Linked DNA regions of Homo sapiens: all the other regions are linked to region 1. A link is a loop called in an ENCODE intact Hi-C map of the cell type or tissue named here. Cell type or tissue: Calu3. All regions are shown on one strand. Region 1 has its middle 11 kb from the start of LINC02053. Region 2 has its middle 12 kb from the start of PEX5L. Region 3 overlaps PEX5L (peroxisomal biogenesis factor 5 like).

Evidence for each region. A loop is a pair of places that touch in the nucleus more often than their neighbours do. Peaks named below come from ENCODE experiments on the same cell type or tissue, not always from the same donor. Only the 100,000 strongest peaks of a DNase experiment are listed, where the experiment ranks them.
Region 2: a loop joins it to region 1, with 2.3 times the contacts of the local background. A loop is called at or near these places in 2 of 110 quality-filtered maps.
Region 3: it touches region 1 in a loop (2.4-fold over the local background); 2 of 110 quality-filtered maps call a loop at or near these places.

Annotation. Positions count from the first base shown.
Region 1 is chr3:180,401,778-180,404,277 of GRCh38, forward strand. No RefSeq gene overlaps it. Among named protein-coding and RNA genes, the nearest start is that of LINC02053, 11 kb to the right of the region's middle. In Calu3, no CTCF peak of the experiment used is centred here; a DNase peak (open chromatin) is centred at 1,004.
Region 2 is chr3:180,047,475-180,049,974 of GRCh38, forward strand. No RefSeq gene overlaps it. Among named protein-coding and RNA genes, the nearest start is that of PEX5L, 12 kb to the left of the region's middle. In Calu3, no CTCF peak of the experiment used is centred here; DNase peaks (open chromatin) are centred at 1,537 and 2,137.
Region 3 is chr3:179,810,508-179,813,007 of GRCh38, forward strand. It overlaps PEX5L (peroxisomal biogenesis factor 5 like), which reads right to left. Exons shown (of 15, transcript NM_016559.3): 11 at 1,294-1,364. Among named protein-coding and RNA genes, the nearest start is that of PEX5L-AS2, 86 kb to the right of the region's middle. RefSeq lists an enhancer at 1,105-1,154. In Calu3, CTCF peaks have their summits at 1,274 (motif pointing right) and 1,480; a DNase peak (open chromatin) is centred at 1,314.

The DNA of each region.
Region 1 (2,500 bases):
GAGTAGGTTGGGAATAACTAAGAAATAATAAGGAAAGGAACATGTGACTTGAAATAAAGGTTCAATTCAGAGTAGTTTGGAGGTTATTTTTTGTCTTCTTCTTTTAAAAACACATTTAAACCTAGAGTAGCAAACCCTGACATGAACTAATCACTGCCTTCAATTATTCAGTTGTCCAAAAAAGAGAGCATAATTTACTGTTTTGTTCAAAAGATATTTATTGAACATTTTGTTAACCTGTGTTGGGCTGTAGAAACACAGTAATGAAGCAGATGCAGACTCTGCCCCTGAACTGTGTTCACCTTTTATGAGTTTGAGAGTAAGGGAAGCATGGAATGCTAGAAGAATCACTGGAAGAAGCATTCAATCCAGCCTTGGAGCTTTACCTGGTGTTTCCCAGAGGAGATAATATCTAAGCTAAATCCTGAACGATGACAAGGAAATACATTAATTCTATTTTTAGATCTTTGTTATTATACAACCTTAACAGCGTTTCCCAGATATTTTAATGTGGAAATAAGAAGGTAAATAAAACAGTTCTTTTCTTTTCATCATCATCACCCTGATCAGTCAGCCCTAGCCACTTTCTTTTTCTTCCTCCAAAAATAGGAGCAAGAAAGAAAGATAAATTAGGGGAGAAGTTTGGAAGTTTCTTGAATAGCTTTCTGGAGCAGATTATACCTACCTATAGAGGAACTTTGTACTAGACACACACCCACACACAAACAAACACACAAACACCTTATTAATAGTCGAATGCCCAGAAACTCACAAAGCTAATATAAAGAAGAGGAATTGAAAATTAAAATTGACCACTGAGGTCTGTAAGAGAATTATGTAAATGAATCATTGATCTCACAAATACAGGCTGTGATAGTTAATTTTATGTGTCAGCCTGACTGGATGCCCAGACATCTGGTTAAACATTATTCTGGGTGTGTATATGAGGGTGGTTTTTGGTGAGATTAACATTTGCATTGGTAGACTGAATAAAGCAGATTGCCCTCGCTAATGTGAGTGGCCCTCATCCAATCTGTTGAAGGTTTGAACAGAACAAAAGGCTCAGAAAGGGAGAACTCACTCTCTGCCTCACTGTCTTCAAGCTGAGACACAATACAATCTGACTCTTCTCCTGCTTTCAGGCATGGACTTGCACTGCTTGGACTGGAACTTACACCAACAGCTCTACTGGTTCTGAGGATTTCAGACTTTAACTTGGACTAAAACTACACTGTTGGCTCTCCTGGGTCTCCAACTTAACTACTGCATATCCTAGTACCCCTCAGCTTCCATAATAAGAAATCTCTCTCTCTCTATCTATAGATGTATATCTATTGCTAGATCTCTATCTATATTGATGTAGAGATACAGATATTGATCCATATCTATCTAGATAGATCTATATCTATACCTATATCTATATCTATTTATCCACCCAGAATACATTCCAAGACCCTCAGTGAATGCCTGAAACCATGGATAGGATAGTACCAAACCCTACATATGTTTGTATCTACATGTTCATACAATACACTGTGGATATGCTAGATAAAGGAATGATTCACATCCTTGGTGGGACATAGCAGGACAGTGAAAGATTTTATCACACTACTTAGAATGGCACACAGTTTAAAGCTTATGAACTGCTTAGTTCTGGAATTTTTTATTTAATATTTTCAGACCACAGTTGACCTCTGGTGACTGAAACTATGGGTAACTGAAACTGTGGAAAGTGAAACTGTGGATAACAGGGGACTACTATACATACAAACACACATATATGGATCTATATCTATATCCTATTCATTCTATTTCTCCAAAGAACCCAGGTTAATATAGATTTGGGTACCAAGAGTGGCTCCAGAGGAACAGAATTTTAAGAATAAGTTTTCTCAATTGGGTTTGGGATTTCTGGCATTGGCTCTCTCACCTGATTAAAGACACTAATGACTTTATTGCCAGAAATAAAGAGAGTACTTATAGTCTACGGTGTGATCTGGCACTAGAGATATGCAAAATATCTCCAATACATATTCCTATTTAAGAAGCAAGGAAGGAGTGACTGTGTACATGATACTTTTGAACATGTCTGGAAAAGTAACAAATATAATAAGAGATTAACTGGCTGCTCCTAATATCACTGGACAGTGGTAAAAGCCCTACCACCCTCTGCAGATAACTCCTCTTCTTTTGAGAAATAACTCTTGGCCTGCTACTGAGCCTTAGTAGAGACTGAATACTTAACCATGGGCCACCAAATTACCATGTGAACTGAGCTGTCTATCATTCCTGGGTATTATCTCACCCACCAAGCCACAAAGTTGGGTATATACGTCAACATCCATCATCAAATGGAAGTGATACATAGAGAATAGGGCTAGAGCAAGTTGTGGGGGCACAAATAAGCTACATAAAGAAGTGACCCAAATTCCTCATTGTCCCTACTCCTGCTATACTGGCTTCTCTCCTTCAGGATGTACCTATGGCTTTATATGGTGTA
Region 2 (2,500 bases), 350 kb before region 1:
AAGAGTGTTTTAATGATATTTGAGGAAATTATTTGGAGGGTTTTGATGGGTTGAAAATTTTTTTCATATTAAAGTGATGAGATATAGGCTCCTGTTAACTGAAAATTTACTATTTCAACATTTTTTAAGAAGCAGATTATTTTCAGATAATGAAGATAATGAGAGATGCTTATATATGTGTGTAAGTGTATGTTTTCAATATTTGTTCTAGAATCAAATACCTCTGGGATGCTAGTAGTGATGCCTACTCTGTGAGTTTATGTTGAGTTTTGCATTGTAATTCTGTATTTTCTAAGTTTTGCAAAGTGAGGTTTGCCATGAAGTTTTGCCAATAAAGCAAACAAACTAAAAAGGAAGATAGATAAATGAGGGTCCCAGACTTCATTTCAGTGACTTCAGTGAGGCGGGAAGAAATTGAGTGCTATTTGTAAAAGGGGTGTGGCAAGAATGTGTTTTTGGTGAAAACATGATGAAAACCTAGAGCATATGACACGGGTTCTGAGAAAGGAGTGAATAGCTACTTAGTAGATTCTTCTGTGTTGCTCTTTTGTATCTGAAACATTCATATAATTTTGTGTCTTTTGAACACCAGTGCAAGTCAGAGGGTAGGACTCAGAAACTCTAGGGGACAATCACAAAGGCATTTAACATTAGGCTGGATACCTTGTATTTATGTTATCTGTAAGGAGCTAACATGAATATTGACAAGTACTGCTGAAAATGTGTGGTAGAGAGATACAGAGTTTCTGTAATTCAGCTGTTCCTAAGTTTCCTATGTTAACAGCAGTGATGGTTCCTCATCTCGCTTGATTAGGAGGAAGTCCTGTTTGTTACCTTCTTCCTCTTTTTGAGACTCTCCAGTAATATATGTCTTCTCATCTGGACAGTTTCTTTAGGTTTCTTGGTTTCTCATAACCATTTCTTAAGGCTTCTGCAGCAATTCACACAACACCTTGTTCCATGTGTGGACCTAGGTCCCATTCTAAATCCCCCAGACCTGTAAGAGCAGGCTGTGGTTTTAAATAAAACTTTATGAAAGGCTTGAGGCTAACAGAATGGGGTTTACGATGCAGAAGAAAACCAACTGGAGATTAGATGTTGCTATTCCCAACTGGCCATTCTCCCATTTTCCTTGGCCAGTGCCATGTTAGAGAAGTGTGTTCTTCCCCATCATTTAGAGGTGGCATTGACAAAATACTCTCTGTTCTTGGGTTCAGAACCCCTAAAATTGGACAATTTATGGTTTTCAGAAACAGCACTCAATGAAGAGGCCCTTTATTTATAATGCAGTGCAGTTTAGCTCCTCATTGTCCATTTGAGATTAGGATCTTAGTGTGATAGCTGTCTTGCTAAAGTTATTGAATTGTTTTTTTTCTCAAATAAGAGTCCTGAGCCATAAGGGTGAAATCAAGCCACCACCATGAGCAACAGAAAGAACTGTAGAAACTTTGACATTACAAAAAAAAAAAAAAAAGTTTCAAAAAGTTTCAAAGCTCTTAGAATCAATTCCTTGGGCTTGGCTCAAGTTCAAAAATCTGGTTACTCAGCCTATTCTGCTCTTATCAAAAGGTTTTGCAAACAGAAAATTTCCTCAAGCACTTAAATTAGCATGCCATGATTGGTTGGAGTGTATGTGAGGGGTATTTTCCAAAGCTGACTCCAGCAGTCACGTTTTCATTTCTCCCTGTTACATTTCTAATGAGCCACAGATGGAAAATCAGAATTAATAATATCAGAATTTGCATATCATTATTACCAATGTAAGATATGCAAAATGTCACTGAGTCCCAGCTCTTATACCTACTAGATATATGTGGCTTTTGTAAGTCACTGAATCTCATTCAGCCTTAGTTTCTTAACCTGAAAAATGGAGATAATACTTACCCTTAAGGTTTATTGCAAAGATTGTAGATCAGTTCCATAAATTGCTGGGCATGGTGTCTTGCACATCACAGATAATGAATAAATTATAGCTATTGTGACTATATGATGAGGATTCATCTTCACCTTTCTTGCTCCTCTTTCCCTCTGTCACAATCACCTGGCAAAAACTCAACTTTGATTAGATTCAACTTTCTACTGTTTTCACACCTGCAAAACATTGCTGGCCTCATCTGACATTGAAAACCACAAGCCGTGGTGGCTCACGCCTATAATCCCAGCACTTTGGGAGGCCGAGACAGGCGGATCACCTGAGGTCAGAAGATCGAGACGGGCCAACATGGCCAACATGGTGAAACCTACTAAATACAAAATACTAAATACAAAAATTACTAAAATACAAAAATTAGCCAGGCGCGGTGGTGTGCGCCTATAATCCCAGCTACTCTGCAGGCTGAGGCAGGAGAGTGTCTTGAACCCAGAGGCTGTGTGAGCGAGATCGTGCCACTGCGCTCCAGCCTGGGTGACAGAGGGAGACTTCCTCTCAAAAAGAAAAAAAAAAAAGAAAAGAAAAGAAAAAAGAAAACCACAAAATTCGAGTACATTACTGATGCTGCCC
Region 3 (2,500 bases), 590 kb before region 1:
TTCAAACTGAAGTGCATGTGAATCATCTGGGGTGTCTTATAAAATCTTCATTCTCATCCAGTAGGTCTACTGGGGTGGGCCTGGGATTGTGCAGGTTTGACAAGTTCTCAGGTGATGATGAGGTCTCTGGATAAGACTCTGAGGAGCAAGCCCTAGGCAGGACATAATACCACTCTGTGGTGGGCCTAATCTCCCAGATTATCAGCACTGGGTAGAGAGGTTCTTAATTCTGGATGCACATTACAAACACCTGGGAGTTTTAAAACTATTGCTGCTTGGTTCCCAGCCCTGATCAATTAAATGATCATCTCTGGGCTGTGCTTGGGCATTATTTTTCCCCTCCAAACGATTCTAATGTGCATGTGTATACAGGGTTAAGAACCACTGACTCAGAGCTCCAGATGTGGAGTTGGGAGATGAGGGTTCAAGTTCTGTCTCTGTTACATACTCTCTGTGTGACCTTGACCTTTCCTGATCCCCAATTCTCTCATCTGTAGGAAAAGGCTCTGAACGCAGGGCCACACCCCAGGCACCGTTACTTCATCAAATACCAACAGAATCTTGAAATCTAGGATTCCAAGATTGTAAAGCCCTAGAATTGCAAGAGTCTAGAATTCTTACAATCTGATATTCCAAAGCTATAGGATTTATACACATACATTATGTATGTACATTCATATAAACACCATACATATAACATATGGAATGTATGTGTGTGTGTGTGTGTGTGTGTGTGTGTGCATATGTATACGCACACATATATATTCTCTTCCTATAGCACTATATTAAAGGCACTCAAAATAAAAGGTAGGGAAAGTGGAAGTCTATTTGGCAGAGGCTACTTTTCCAGGGTTTAAATAGGAGCTCTAGTCAAGTAGGGTGTAATATTACACACACCCACTGTTCCCATCCCTCCTGCTCCAACGTCATCCAGACCATTAGTCAGTACTCCACTTATTTTTTTTGAAGAATATTTTCAGATGTTTCAGAAGGCTAAAACGTTAAAAGGAACTATTTATTCAATGAGTCTACTTTATGACTGGGTTTAACACAGGCTTTCTCTGGTGCCAGTGAATGTCCATTGATTTGTAGATAGTAAGACATTGTTAGGAACATGACTTCATTCTAAGTTGTTTTTCAGAGCTAAGTGTGAGTGATATGCGGTATCTCAGCACTTATCCTTTACAAATTCTTTACACTGTACTTCAGTAAAGATCAAAAGACAAATCTGAAACAGGAAGTTCATTAACAAGTATCCACCAGGCCCATGATTTTGCACTTAGCTTCCTTTACCTCTGGAGGGCGACAATAGCTGCTTGTTCATTTTCATTCTCCGCCTGGGTTATCCCGAGGAACTGCCATGCCTACGAAAGACAACTGATGTTAACATTGCAAGATGAAGCAGAATTACTCATGTGCTTCAGTTGGTTTGTTGACCTGTGATGGATCCCCTATGCAGAGCAAGCTGTCTCATATGTGAGCGCTATATAAAAGGGAAAAATATTGTATGCATTTCTTCATTCAAACTCTCTTGTGACACCTGGCTCAAGATCCTCTGTCATTATTTCCAAATTCGTTCAGTATTTATCCTTTCCTATAACCCAGTGCGATGGAAACCTCTGAATTTCTGAGATTTCGTTATATTAGGTATCTTAAAACCAAAGGATAAATATATAAAATTATACGATTGTGAGGAAAAGGGGTGGAAATATAACCCAGAAATGTAGCTAAATGAAATTTACAATAAGGAATCTCAAGATGTACAATATTAACTTAGCTTGTATGAATGAAAGTCACTTACTAGAAGAATTCACAGGAGATTTAGGAACTAGGAAAAGCAAAACAAACAAAATCTCCCATGATGTGTTCATTCCTCTAAGGTAATCACTGTTAAAATGCACAAAACATATAACACAATCATAATGTAGACATAATTTTATAGTCTACATTTATACATTTCATCGTACCTTAAGCCCTTTTTCATGTTTTTACAAAATCCTTGTAATTTTTAATTTGGATTTTGTTGAATGGCTATTCCATTATTTACTCAACAATTCCCTTATTGCTTTAAGTTGGTTGCAATTGTTTGCTATTGTAAATAATATGAAGAACATCTTCAAGCAGATAGCTTATGTTTTTATATCTAGAATTAAAGTTTTTAACACAGCAAATTTTTCTCTGTATACTCATAAGAACAATAACTCTCACACTGTTATAAGAGTAATACACACAAGCAGAAACCTCTCATTACACACATTGTCTTCAAATTTGCTGGGGGTGGAGGTATATTAGGGTCTTAAGGTTTAAAAATGTTTGGGGAGTGTGTAACTCTCCTTCCCAAGGCTGGGAGAGTTACACACTCCCCAAAGACTCTTACACACTCCCCAAACATCATTTTAGATTATACCGTTTTAAAACAAAACTCTATGAAAGCACAGTTATCTTAAAGTGCCATTTGAATGGTTTTGGCTTTTCCTCTCATGGGTTATAATTACATATA